Regions from separate parts of the Homo sapiens genome. Here region 1 is linked to region 2. A link is a contact called in ENCODE Hi-C or POLR2A ChIA-PET data. All regions are on one chromosome and are shown on one strand. Each heading gives the region's core, a stretch centred on a gene start or an enhancer-like site at or near the end of the contact. The rest is flanking DNA. Distances are from core to core; before and after follow the strand shown.

Region 1 (6,296 bases), core at 1,636-4,135, 86 kb before region 2:
TCCACAGACTGGCGCATGGCCAGCTCTGTCTCATACTTGACTCTAAAGTCATCAGCAGCAAGATGGGCATTGTCGATCTGCAGAACAGTGCAGGCATTATCCACAGTATTTGCGAAGATCTGAGCCCTCAAATCCTTGATGGTCTTGAAGTAATGGCTCCAGTCTCTGACCTGGGTCCCTTCTTCTCCAGGTGCTCCCGGATTTTGCTCTCCAGCTTCCGGTTCTTGGTCTCCAGGCTCCTCACTCTGTCCAGGTAGAAGGCCAGGTGGTGGTTCAGGCTTTGCATGGGCTCCTTTTCATTCTGGATGCCTCCCATTTCTGCCAGACCCCCAGCCATCCCCGCGGCCAGGCCCCCGGACCCCATGCCGCCCTGGAAGCTGGTGGAGCGGGACATGGAGATTTGGGAACCAGAGCCCCCGACGCCTGCATAGACGCTGGCTGTGCTGCTGACTGGCGGAGGGCCATAGCTGGGCGCCTGGACAGAGCCCAGGGACTGGTAGTTGGTGGAGGTGGAGCGAGTGGTGAAGTTCATGCTGTCTGCAGAGGAGAATAAGAAGACAGGACTCCGGCTTTGCCGACGACCTACTTTTTACTAATTATGAAAGCAATGCCTCTACCCTGAGCCAATTTGGACAATACAGAAAAGCATAAGAAAGAAGAAAACTTAAATGAACTGTAATTCCAATGCTCAGCAATAACTACTACTAGATTTTGGTATATTTTCTTTTAGTATTTTTTTTTCTATCACACTATTACAAAGTTTAGATCATATTAAATTTTATAGTTTGTTTTTCTATTTAGATAAGCATTTTCATATCATTAAAAATTACTTAAACACATAATTTTCAAGAGTGGCATGTAATTTCTTGGTATAAATATAATTTGTATAACCTTATATTTTCAAGCATTTGGGCTACACTAATTTCTATAGCATCAACTATGCCATTTTGAATATCTTTGTGCATAAGCTTTTGCTTATATTTCAGATATTCCTCTAGGGGAAGGTGGGATTACTGAGTCAAGATGTAGAAACATTTTAACGCTCTCAGTATTGCCAAGCCGTTTCCCAAAAAGAATGTAATTAATTTCTACTTCTGTTAGCAGATAAAATTCCCAGGTGGGCTGAGTTATGAAAGAGAAGGAAACTATAGGCACCTAAAGCAGGGACAGAATGCGGGGATGGAGTAAGGTAAATATTCTAAGCAGAGAGAGTAGTTAGTGGCTTTATCCAGGGGTAGAAGAACTTGGTCTAGGTAGCTGAATATAGCAGGAGTAGAGGACAATTTGGGACAAAAACTCAGGCTGTAGAGATATGCATAAGCCATGTTACAAAGAGTCACCTAAACTGGCTTTAGGTAAAAAGTTAGGACCAAAATTAAAACAAACTGAAGAATCTCGTTGGCAACACGCTTGAGATTCTGCAGAGGAGAGAGAATAGCTCATTTATTTTACAGATATGTATTGAGCACCTATTCTGTGCTGGCATGGTATTTGGTGCTGGTGCTGAAGACAGACAATAAACATGATTTTTTACGTAAAATTGTCAAGAAAATAAAAACACATATCTACCCCAAAACTTGTACATTCACATCCATAGCAGAATTATTTATAATAGCTATAAAGTGGAAAGAACTTAAATGTCAATCAACTGATAAACAGATAAATAAAATGTGGTATAGCCATACAGTAGAATACTATTTGGCTATTTAAAAAGGAATAAAGTACTGCTGATACATACTACAACATGGATGAACCTTGAAAACATGCTAAATGACAGAAAATGAGGTCACAGAAACCCATATAACATATGATCCCATTTATATAAAATGTCCAGAATAGGCAAATCAATAGAGACAGAAAGTACATTAGTGGTTGCCTAGGGCTGGGGGTTGGGGGTTGCCAGGGAAGAGGGGCAGAGTTTGAAAAGGAATGGGAGCTGACTGCTAATGGGCCCAGGATTTCTTTCTGGGGTGATGAGAATGTACTATAATTGATTGTGATGATGACTGCCCAACTCTGAGAACTGAAACCATTGAATTGTATGCTTAAATGGGTGAACCGTATGGTATGTGAATTATATCTCAATTTTTAGAAATAAAATTTATGGCACATTATGTGACAGTTAGGTGCTATGGAGAATGATAAAAATATGGAGATGGATAGGGCAGAGCAGGGATGAGGACATTTTGGAGAGTAGGCCCGGGATATAATTTTTGTACAGAGCAGAGAGGGAAGGTCTCACCCGTAAGATGATGTTTGAGTAAAGATCTGAAGGAGGTCAAAAGGAAAATCTTGGACTTTGACAGCTGCAAAATAAGGAAAGTTTTTTCCATCACCAAGTCATTCCCAGGGTACAGTTCAGTTATAAAGAACATAGATAAATTAGTAGTAACACAGTTTTAGGAAGTCTTTAATACTAACACATTATTTTCATATTTCCCTATGTAAGAATAAATAAGGCTCACATCAGTCAGAAAACACTAAATAAGTACACTGGGGATTTAGGTATTTTGGAAGTTTTGTATGGTGGAGATTTGGTTTGTATTATTTTGGAGGTGCACACCAGGATGCTGTGAAATGTAATTGTATTTCTTTTTCCTTTTGTTTTCCTCAATTGAAAAAATAAGTATTAATGAACACTTCATTCGGCCATTTATTCACAAATAATTTTTCTCTCTTAGAACACTAATTTTTTTCCTCCTCAACTCTTTGACATTAACTTTGTAAACCACAAAAAAACTAAACAAACAAACAAACAAACACTTTGGAAACAAATACTCAATGGCAGTAAGAAACACAACAGTTCTTTGAAGCCTGTACCTCCTTATTTTGACCAGAGGAGAGCACTAGAGAGCTTTCGGGCTATTGAAGGGCCCCCCCGCAATCCCAAAGGGCTGGGTGGAGCCTGAAGCATTCAGCCAGGCATAGCTTTAAGTCCTGACTCAGAAGACAACAGCACAGCACTTTGCTAAAGGGCAAGCTCGGACACATTTCCGTAACATATAACACTTCTTTCACCTCAGACGTGATGTTCTGCTAAATCTTCAACATTTCATAATGTGTACTAACCCCTTGATACTTGTTTTGTGTTCTGCTTTTGTTTTCAGCTCTTTGGGAGGTAAACAATGATTTTAATTTCATTTTACATAAACCACACAAAAAAGAAAGAATCACCATACATGTTTAAGGGCACATGAACTCCACTAAGGAGAGGCAGTACTGGGTATGGACAAGACACAACCTAAAACTTCCGACTAAAGCTACCCTGGTGAAAAGCCAATGGCCCAAACTTGTCTTAACTATCAGAAGTCTTAGGTTTCAATTTTGATAGGAAAAGACACTAAGAATAACATCAGCTAATTAGCCTACAATTTGAACAGTGTATAAATATCTAATAATGGAGCAGACACTTAAAATGTATAATAACTGGGGTATCAACGGCAGAAGACAACAGACACTCTCAACCACTGTTGATGGAAATAGAAATAGTTAAAATCTTATTGGAAGGCATCTTGTTAAAAAAAAAAAACTTTCAAAATTTTAAGTGTGCATAATTTCAACCCAGCAATTCCATCTCTAGATATAAGTTCCCCCGAAATGCTGCACATGCACACAAAAATTTTATTTATAGTAGTTTTAATAATAATGATAATAGCATTTAGCACTTACTGTGGTAGGTGCAGTTCAAGAACTTTACATACGTTGACTAATTTATCTCTAAAAACAGCCTGGCGATCCCCATTTTATTGATGAGGAAGCTGAGGCAGGGACAGGTTAAGTAACAGCTGTGAAGAGGTGGAGCCAGGATTCGAATGCATGGATCCCAACGCCCCTGCTCTTAACCACTATGCTATGCAATACGAGGATATTTATTGTAGCATTGTTTATAGTGGTGTAAAACTGGAAACAGCCCATGTCTAGCACTAGTGGAATCGTTAAATAACCAATGATGTATTCATATTGTCAAAATGAAGTCAATCTAGGTGCCCTGACTCAGAAAAGGCCCCAAAGGTATACTGTAGAGAAGGGGAGGGAGAGAAGCAATTCTCAGAATAATACGTATCATATGATTCCATTTGTGTTTCTTTTCAATTACACGTTTGTATTTGGACATATATTCAAGCATAGAAAAAGGATGGAAGAACATACAGACACCAAACTGTACCAGTTGTAGTCTTTGAGGAGAGTGGTATTGGGAAGGGGGTGGTTGTAAAAGAGGAATTTCAATTTCATATTTTACCCTATGTAATTCTGTATTACTTGAAAGTTTTAAAATAAAATATATTTACATACTACTTCTGCATCTTTTAAAAAACTGGAACACTCTTTCAAAGACTAAAAAAGGACACACTTGGGCTGGGTACGGTGGCTCACACCTGTAGTCCCAGCACTTTGGGAGGCCGAGGTGGGTGAGCCAAGAGTTTGAGACCAGCCTGGGCAACATGGTGAAACTCCATCTCTACAAATACAAAAGAAATTAGCCAGGTGTGGCAGCGAGTGCCTGTAGTCCCAGCTGCTCGGAAGGCTGAAGCCGGAGGATAGTTTGAGCCCTGGAGGTCAAGGCAGCAGTGAGCCATGACTGCACCACTGCACTCCAGCCTGGGCAACAGAGTGAGACTCTGTCTCAAAATAAAATAAAATAAAATAAAGACATAGTGTAAACATCGAAGGGAATCTTAGCAAACAGTTCAGTCAACTCCTTCATAGTACTAGTGAAGAAACCGCAGTGTTAGGAAGTAAAATGGAGCCTGTATTGTTACGCCTATAACGGCTGCTCTAAGCTAGAGGCTGCCTGCCTGACTCCTGCCCCAGAGCTCTTTTTGTGTTACTACTTTGCCTTCACCTGGGGAAACCTCTAAAAGTGAGTTATGCACTATCTTAATGTGATTTGACAGTTACATTTTATTTCATAGATTCATAGTTATGTGGCCTTTTAAAACGTTTTGGAGGAACATATGTCACTCATTCATTCAACAAATATTTATTAAATAAAATAATTAGATATTACTAATTAGGTGCTAATTGTTATATGCCAGGTTCTGTTCTGGGCCCTGGAAATATAACATTGCTCAAGATATACATAGTTGTCGCCCTCAAGAATTATGGGAAAATGTTCACCACCTAACCACATAGGAAAAAACACACTATGAAGCTGTACGTCCTAAATGAAAATGCACAAAAATGTTAACAGTTATCTCTGGAGTTTTAGGAGATTTTTATGTGGTTCTTTATGTATTTCTATGTTTTCTTTCTTTAGGAAGTTTTCAATTGGCATGTATTTCCTTCATAATGAGAAAAATATATTTTAAAGAATCAAACAGTAGCTCTTTGTGTAAGTTTTGAAACCTGTGGAACTATATGAAAAGAGAAAAGGGTCATTATACCAGGAGAAAGCAAATGTTTCCCTGAAAAGGAAAGGCTTAGACAAGCTCTTCTGTTCTTGTTGCTGAACCATAAGTCTATGGAATTCCCAGGGAAAAGCCTTTTCAGAGGGCACTTCTGGAGCTGTGAGACATCTTTTGTCATATTGCTAAGGAACATCAGACAGTACACTTTGGGGGAAAGAGCTATGGAAGCCAGTCCAGGCTAGTGGTTTAGTCTTCAGGCTTTGGAGACAGACTGTATGGACGCAGATCCCAGCTCAACCCCTTTCTAGCTATGCAACCTCAAGAAATTTGTTTGCCTTTTTGAACTTCGGTTTCTCCATCTGTGAATGGGAATAAAAATGGAACATACATCATTTGGTAGTTAGGAGAATTAAGTGAGATAATGTATATAAAGAGCTTAAAACTGTGGTTGGCACATAATTGTGTTTAGTTTATGTTACCTGCCACTTAGCTCAGAAGCGGAATCAAATTCTCACTTCCCTGACTACCCACCTCCCCACCACACATACAGTCTGCACATTCATATGCACCCACACACCAAAGAAATACAGGCTATACCTTAGAGAAAACGTCTTCAGTACTGTTTCAGCAATTACACAAATTAACTCATCTACCTAACAATTGGACTAAAAATAGAACAATCCTGCATATTAAAATATAATAAATAGAAAATGATACACTGAGATGTTTTTCTTTTCACAATGTGTTTTGGGCTTCCTCAATGTCCACAGAAAGCAGTCTCAATATTTTATTATATCCTTTGCTTTATTTTCCAAATCCCTTAAAAGTAACTGATAATGGAGGAACTCTGGCAACAAAAGAAGGCTTAGCCCTGTGTGCCAGAGCTCCCAATTAAGCTAAGGTCTAGGCGCTGCCCTGACATATGACAAGCAGAGCTATCCAGCTTGA
Region 2 (5,977 bases), core at 1,727-4,226:
AAGGAGAGTATCTTTTCATGTGTTTATTGGTCTTTCATATTTCCTCTCCGCAAAATGTCTCATCATGTTTTCTTTCCCTTATTGATTTGTAGAATTCTTCATATATTCTTTATACTAATCCTTTGTCAGTTATGTGTTTTCCTTATCTTCCAGTGTGTCCAGTGTATAATTTGTCTTTTACATTTTTTCTGTGATATCTTTTGAACAAAATGTCTTAATTTTAATGCGATCACATTTGTGGGTACTTTTTCTGTTAGCCCTTTTGAGTCTTATGTAAGAAGTCTTTCCTTATATTTTCTTTTAAGGATCTTCTGAAGTTTTGCCTTTCTACATTTAAGTTTATCTGGAGTCGATTCATGTGCATTGTCTTTATCTGCTAGGACAATTTCCTTTCCAACTTATTCTTCTATTTTAGAAATATCTTAGCTATGTTTAGGCCTGTGCTTATCCATGTAAAATTTAGAATCAGGTTGTCAAGTTCCTCAGTAAGCTGTTTGCATCTCGATTGAAGTTGCATTGAGTTTGTGTATCCATTTGGATTGAATTGACATCTTTATTATTGATTTTTTTCTCCATGAACATGGTATAATTTATATCTTCTCTGTTTAACTCCAATAATATTTAATAGTTTTCTCCTCATGAGCCTTGCTCTTTTCCTGATGGATTTATTCCTAGATACATTTTATTTTTTATTGCTATTATAATTTTTTCTGAATTACACTTTCTAACTCTTTTGTCACTGGTATATAAAAATAAAACTTTTTTTGTGTGTGTTGACCTTATAACCACTTGCTTAATTGTTTTATTCTAATAATTTGTCTTTAGCTTCTATTGGGTTTATATGTAGGTAGTCATCATCTGTAATAATGACAGTTTTGTTTCTCCTTACCAAGCCTTAACTCTTTTACTTTTTTCTCTGTTGATTAGAACAATATACAGAATACATTTAAAAAAATTCCCCTTAAATATTATGCCTTTATAAAGCTCTGCTAATTTGATAGGTGAGATATGTTTTAAAGTTTATCTCTTTTATAATTATGAAGGCCATTCTTAATTCTGTTGCATAATATTTATTTCTGTAAGCTACCTCACTTTTTTTGTAAAGAGGTATGATACTAACAGTTTCTTTCAGCTTAGTTTTCAACTTCTTTTGCTGTAAGGCCATTTTAAGAAATGTTTTGGGTACAGGTTTCAGTTAATTAAAATAGCTCTAAAATATCAAATTAGGTAGTATACAGATATTATTCACCTTTTTGGTAAAATTAGCTACCAAATTAGTTGCTGTTCATACTGTTTGATGCAATAAGTGGTAATCTGGAAAATGGAAACATTTCTATTCATAAAATTCACTGGAGATTTGATTAATACATGTATTTCCCTAAAAAACAAAGCAAACTGAACCAGTGGTAACTCAAGGAAGCATTGATAGAGGGACTTGGGTTTTGTTTTGTTCTTCATAACTAAATCACTCAATTACAGAGTGTGATAAATTTCTCAAGCTTCTGAGATATTTTAGGTCAGTCTTTATATTTTTATATCAATTCTGTGGATCATGCATTTTAAGCTCTTTTGTCTCTTTCTCTTCAAAACTGTCTAACGCCCTCTGAAACCTTATTTATCATCTGAGAAAGGATTGCATTTAAAAGACTTGGAACAAAGAGTGTTGAATGTATGGGACCTTGTTAAAATGTTGTCTTGTAAAATGTGATAGATATGAGTCTTTTAAGTTTTGGGGATAGATAGACCCATGTGTAATTTGTCTGTAAACACTACAGAAGTAGTTCTCAAATGAGTGTGGTACTGTCCCCGTAGGGGTATTTAGTGGACAGGAGGGGATTGTGGGGAATTGGAGGGGATGGGAGACAGTCCCATACAACAAAGAATTGCCCAAATCCTGCCTAACTTTTGGATTTCTCACGGGACATTTGTGCTATTAAAAAACCTGATTATAAATACCTGAGCCTAGAACATAACTTTGTCTTTACACATAAACAGTTTTTTTCATAACTTTATTATATGTAATTTCCCATGAATACAACCACCATGTATATAAATATTTTTTTAGCTTACCGAGAGTTAGTTCACCAATTCGGAAGGCCCCATCTCTGCCAACGCTGCCTCTCATGATATTCAAGTTGCCCATACAACACATATGTAAATCAGTCTGCTTTTCTAGCAATCAGAGTGAATCTGTGTACCAATTTGTATATTCTTAGCCTCTTTTTTTCTAAAATATCAAATGTAAATAAAAGTGTTGATAGTAGCTGAAATTTTGAAATTTGCTTTCAACCATCTTTTCCTAAATGTGAATAGCTATTACTGTGTCTACCTTGTTTCTTCTTACGGAACAATGAAATCACTAAGAGTAAGTGAACATTTTACAAGGAAACATGCTGATAAAGTTGGCAGAGATACGTCATTGTCCCTCAGTGTAATTTGTTCTGACCTGTTATACCTACTTAGTTAAAATGTCCTCTTTATCTTAAAACATACAGGTAAATCTGCTGGTGCTACGTTTCCCAACAATGATTTTTATTGCAGTGTCCACCTATAGCTCTATCCTTTCATTTCCTGTATGCCTTGTACAGAATGACATCCAATTCTGTTTTTAAAAGTATAAACTTGTTATAAATAAGTACAAATGTCTGATAGCTTTGTTATACATTCTAGTATAGTAATCCCTGAGCTATTACCTATTAAAAGGCGTGTATTTCCTTTTAACTTCTGCTTTATGTTATAGTTAGAGCTACACACATGTACACCACCCACCCCACTTGTAAGTTATATATGTTGTAGATTATATAATTTATGAGTTTTATTTTGGGATGGTAAAGGAGAAGCATTTTAAAATATTTGTTATAGTATTGGGGACATGAGTGTCTGTTGGGCTTGAAAATCTTCACTTTACAGCACCTCATCCTCACACGTGTCTTTTAAATAGTCTTCTGCCCCTATATTCTCTCTCCCTTCCGCTCTGTTGTACACAGGAAGCCAAAGCCCTCTCGAAAATACCAGGTATCACTTCCTCCTATTCAGATTCTTAGCCAAGTTGTTACCTAGTATTAACATTGTGGTATATATATTGTCTCACCAACTGGAGATATGATGGCAGGGACTACATCTTGAATTTCTTCCTGTCTTTATTATTAATATAGTTCTTTGCATCTAATGTGTACTCCAGAAATGTTTGCTGATATTTCTAGTCTACTTTCCCACTCTTATAGAAGAAACTAAATTTGGAGCAAATTCTCCAAGTTTTCTTACTAAATCTTCATATTTGTTGTATACAACTGCTCTTTAAATAGTTCTCAGCAGAATCATCTTAATATTTTTCTTGGTAAAATGCCATCTATAGCATCCCCAGGTGTAGAGAAGACATACAGAAATGGAAAGACTTTAATACTGGTCTGATTGTAATTACAGTATTAGAATAAGTTGTGGCAGAAGTCTTTTTAAAAAATTGTATAATTGTGGTAAAAGAAATCTAATTTTTTAAGTTTATCTACAGAGGTTGTGTCAATACCATATTCTTGATTTATTTTCTTGTAACTATTTTCTCCAATTTTGAATTTAAGGTTTTTTTGTTTTTTTTTTTTGTTTTTGAGACGGAGTTTAGCTCTGTCGCCCAGGCTGAAGTGCAGTGGTGTGATCTCAGCTCACTGCAACCTCCGCTTCCCGGGTTCAAGCAATTCTCCTGCCTCAGCCTCCCGTGTAGCTGGGATTACAGGCATGTGCCACCATGCCCAGCTCATTTTTGTAATTTTAGTAGAGACGGGGTTTCACCATGTTGGCCAGGCTGGTCTGAAACTCCTGACCCCAAGTGATCCACCTGCCTTGGCCTCTGAGAGTGCTGGGATGACAGGCGTGAGCCACCATGCCAAGCCAAAAGTGTCTGTTTTCTTATCTCCTTAAATACCATACTCTCCCATTCTCACCAAACTAAAACAAAAAAAAAAAATCATTCTGGATTTTCTTCCTTTGTGTCAATTGTGTTCTTTATTTTTTAAACTGGGCATAATAGGAATAGTTTGGGCAGCATCAATAGTAAATCAAATCTGTAGTAGATACCATTTCACATGTGTTTCCGTGCATTATTTTTTTCAAATTCAGTCTCCTTGCATAATACACTTAGAATCTTATGTGCTAAAGATGTCGTTCCCACTCAAGGTAGTGTTATCTGCCAGTTGACCTTTATCAATCAGATTTCAAAGTTGGTGTTGGTTATATTGTGTACTCTCCATGTGAGCTTTTATTATGTTGTTTAGTCATCTTTTGAAAGATAGTGTTGTCTCTATTTAACCCTATCTCTTATTAGAAATTACTTCTACATTGTGACTGTTGTAATAGTTCTTTGATATATTTACCTCACTTTATCAATGTTTCTGCTTGTTTTCTCAGATTCTTTTTTTTTTTTTTTTTTTTGAGACAGAGTCTCACTCTCGCCCAGGCTGGAATGCAGTGGCGTGATCTCGGCTCACTGCAAGCGCCACCTCCCAGGTTCACGCCATTCTCCTGCCTCAGCCTCCCAAGTAGCTGGGACTACAGGCACCCGCTACCATGCCTGGCTAATTTTTTTGTATTTTTAGTAGAGAAGGGGTTTCACCACGTTAGCCAGGATGGTCTCGATCTCCTGACCTCGTGATCTGCCCGCCTCGGCCTCCCAAAGTGCTGGGATTACAGGCGTGAGCCACCGTGCCTGGCCTCTCAGATTCTTAAAGATAGAATCACTGGGCCAGGCTCGGTGGCTCACGCCTGTAATCCCAGCACTTTGGGAGGCTGAGGCTGGTGGATCACATGAGGTCAGGAGTTCGAGACCAGCCTGACCAACATGGTGAAACCCCGTCTCTACTAAAAATACAAAATTAGCTGAGTCTGGTGGTGCATGCCTGTTATCTCAGGTACCTGGGAGGCTGAGGCAGGAGAATCGCTTGAACCTGGGAGGTGGAGGTTGCAATGAGCCAAGATCGTGCTGTTGCATTCCAGCCTGGGCAACAGGAGTGAAACTCCATCTCAAAAAAAAAAAAAAAAAAAAGAATTACTGAATTAAAAGACGTGGATATTTTTAAGGCCTTTAGATGTTACAGTCCTAAATTCTGAGTTAGCAGGTTATGAGAATATCTGTTCCTCTGAGAATTACCTTTCCTCTTCTCCTTTCAAATTATTTTTTTATCTGAGGTGTTTACTTTTCAATATTCAATAGTTAATAAGTCACAGCTGTCTAGGATGCAACTCTGATTTTGATTGTTATGATGGATTAAAGATGACCACAGATGCTTTGACACTCCTCCTTTTGTGTGTGGACTGGGCTGTGACTGCTTTAACCAATATGGGACAGTATGTGTGATGATATGGCAGTTCTAGGCTTAGCCTTTGAGAGGATGGGCAGCTTCCACCTGCCTTTTGGATCCTGAACTGCCTTCTAGAAGTTCAACTATCCTGAGACCACCATATTTGACAGGACATGAGCAGGCATTTCTGGTGAGCATTCCTAGCTCTGTCCAGCCTTTCCTCCATCCCCATCAAGGCACCAGGCAGATGAGCCCACCTGGCAGCTGAGTACCACTGTGTGACTTCAGTCAATACCGTGTGGAGTACACGAATCATCCAGCTGAACCCTTCCCAAATTCTTGACTCTCAAAATCATGAGATAAAAATGGTGGTTGTTTTAAGCCACTGAGCTTTGGAGTAGCTTGTTGTGCAGCAGTAGATAACTGGAACACTTACTGAGTCTCTGGGATTATTGAGTTGGAGTGCCTATGCTGCTCTTCCCAAGGGGAATCAGCCTTTTTTCCTTCCTGGAATGGTTGCTTAGAAGAACCTGTAGACACCCAGAGGAAGTTACACTTTTCTTTGGCTTTAACTAGAGAGCCATGGGAGAGGAGCCAGAAATATCCCGAGGCTATGCATTTCTGAGTTCTAACTGAAGCCTGGCAGAAATTTCAAACCAAGTTATCACAGGGATCTTGTGTCTGAGAGA

The links. Hi-C counts contacts between places; a loop is a spot of excess contacts on that map. ChIA-PET counts read pairs that join two places held with the same protein, here RNA polymerase II (POLR2A). Pooled maps may share reads with other maps.
Region 1: a loop to region 2 is called in a map with no recorded cell type, with 5 times the contacts of the local background. The contact joins two enhancer-like sites. A Hi-C loop is called at or near these places in 1 of 37 single-sample maps with no recorded cell type and 3 of 50 pooled maps. POLR2A ChIA-PET finds 5 or more read pairs at or near these places in 3 of 52 experiments (Caco-2, PC-9 and activated T-cell).

Annotation. Positions count from the first base shown.
Region 1 is chr1:182,959,831-182,966,126 of GRCh38, forward strand. It overlaps the pseudogene KRT18P28. Among named protein-coding and RNA genes, the nearest start is that of SHCBP1L, 9.8 kb to the left of the region's middle. RefSeq lists an enhancer at 2,744-3,038. Within about 2 kb of position 2,886, at least 7 of the 41 ENCODE cell types and tissues checked have a DNase peak (open chromatin) inside an H3K27ac peak, as active enhancers do.
Region 2 is chr1:183,045,880-183,051,856 of GRCh38, forward strand. The region is part of intron 1 of LAMC1 (laminin subunit gamma 1); the gene reads left to right. Among named protein-coding and RNA genes, the nearest start is that of LAMC1, 25 kb to the left of the region's middle. Within about 2 kb of position 2,977, at least 2 of the 41 ENCODE cell types and tissues checked have a DNase peak (open chromatin) inside an H3K27ac peak, as active enhancers do.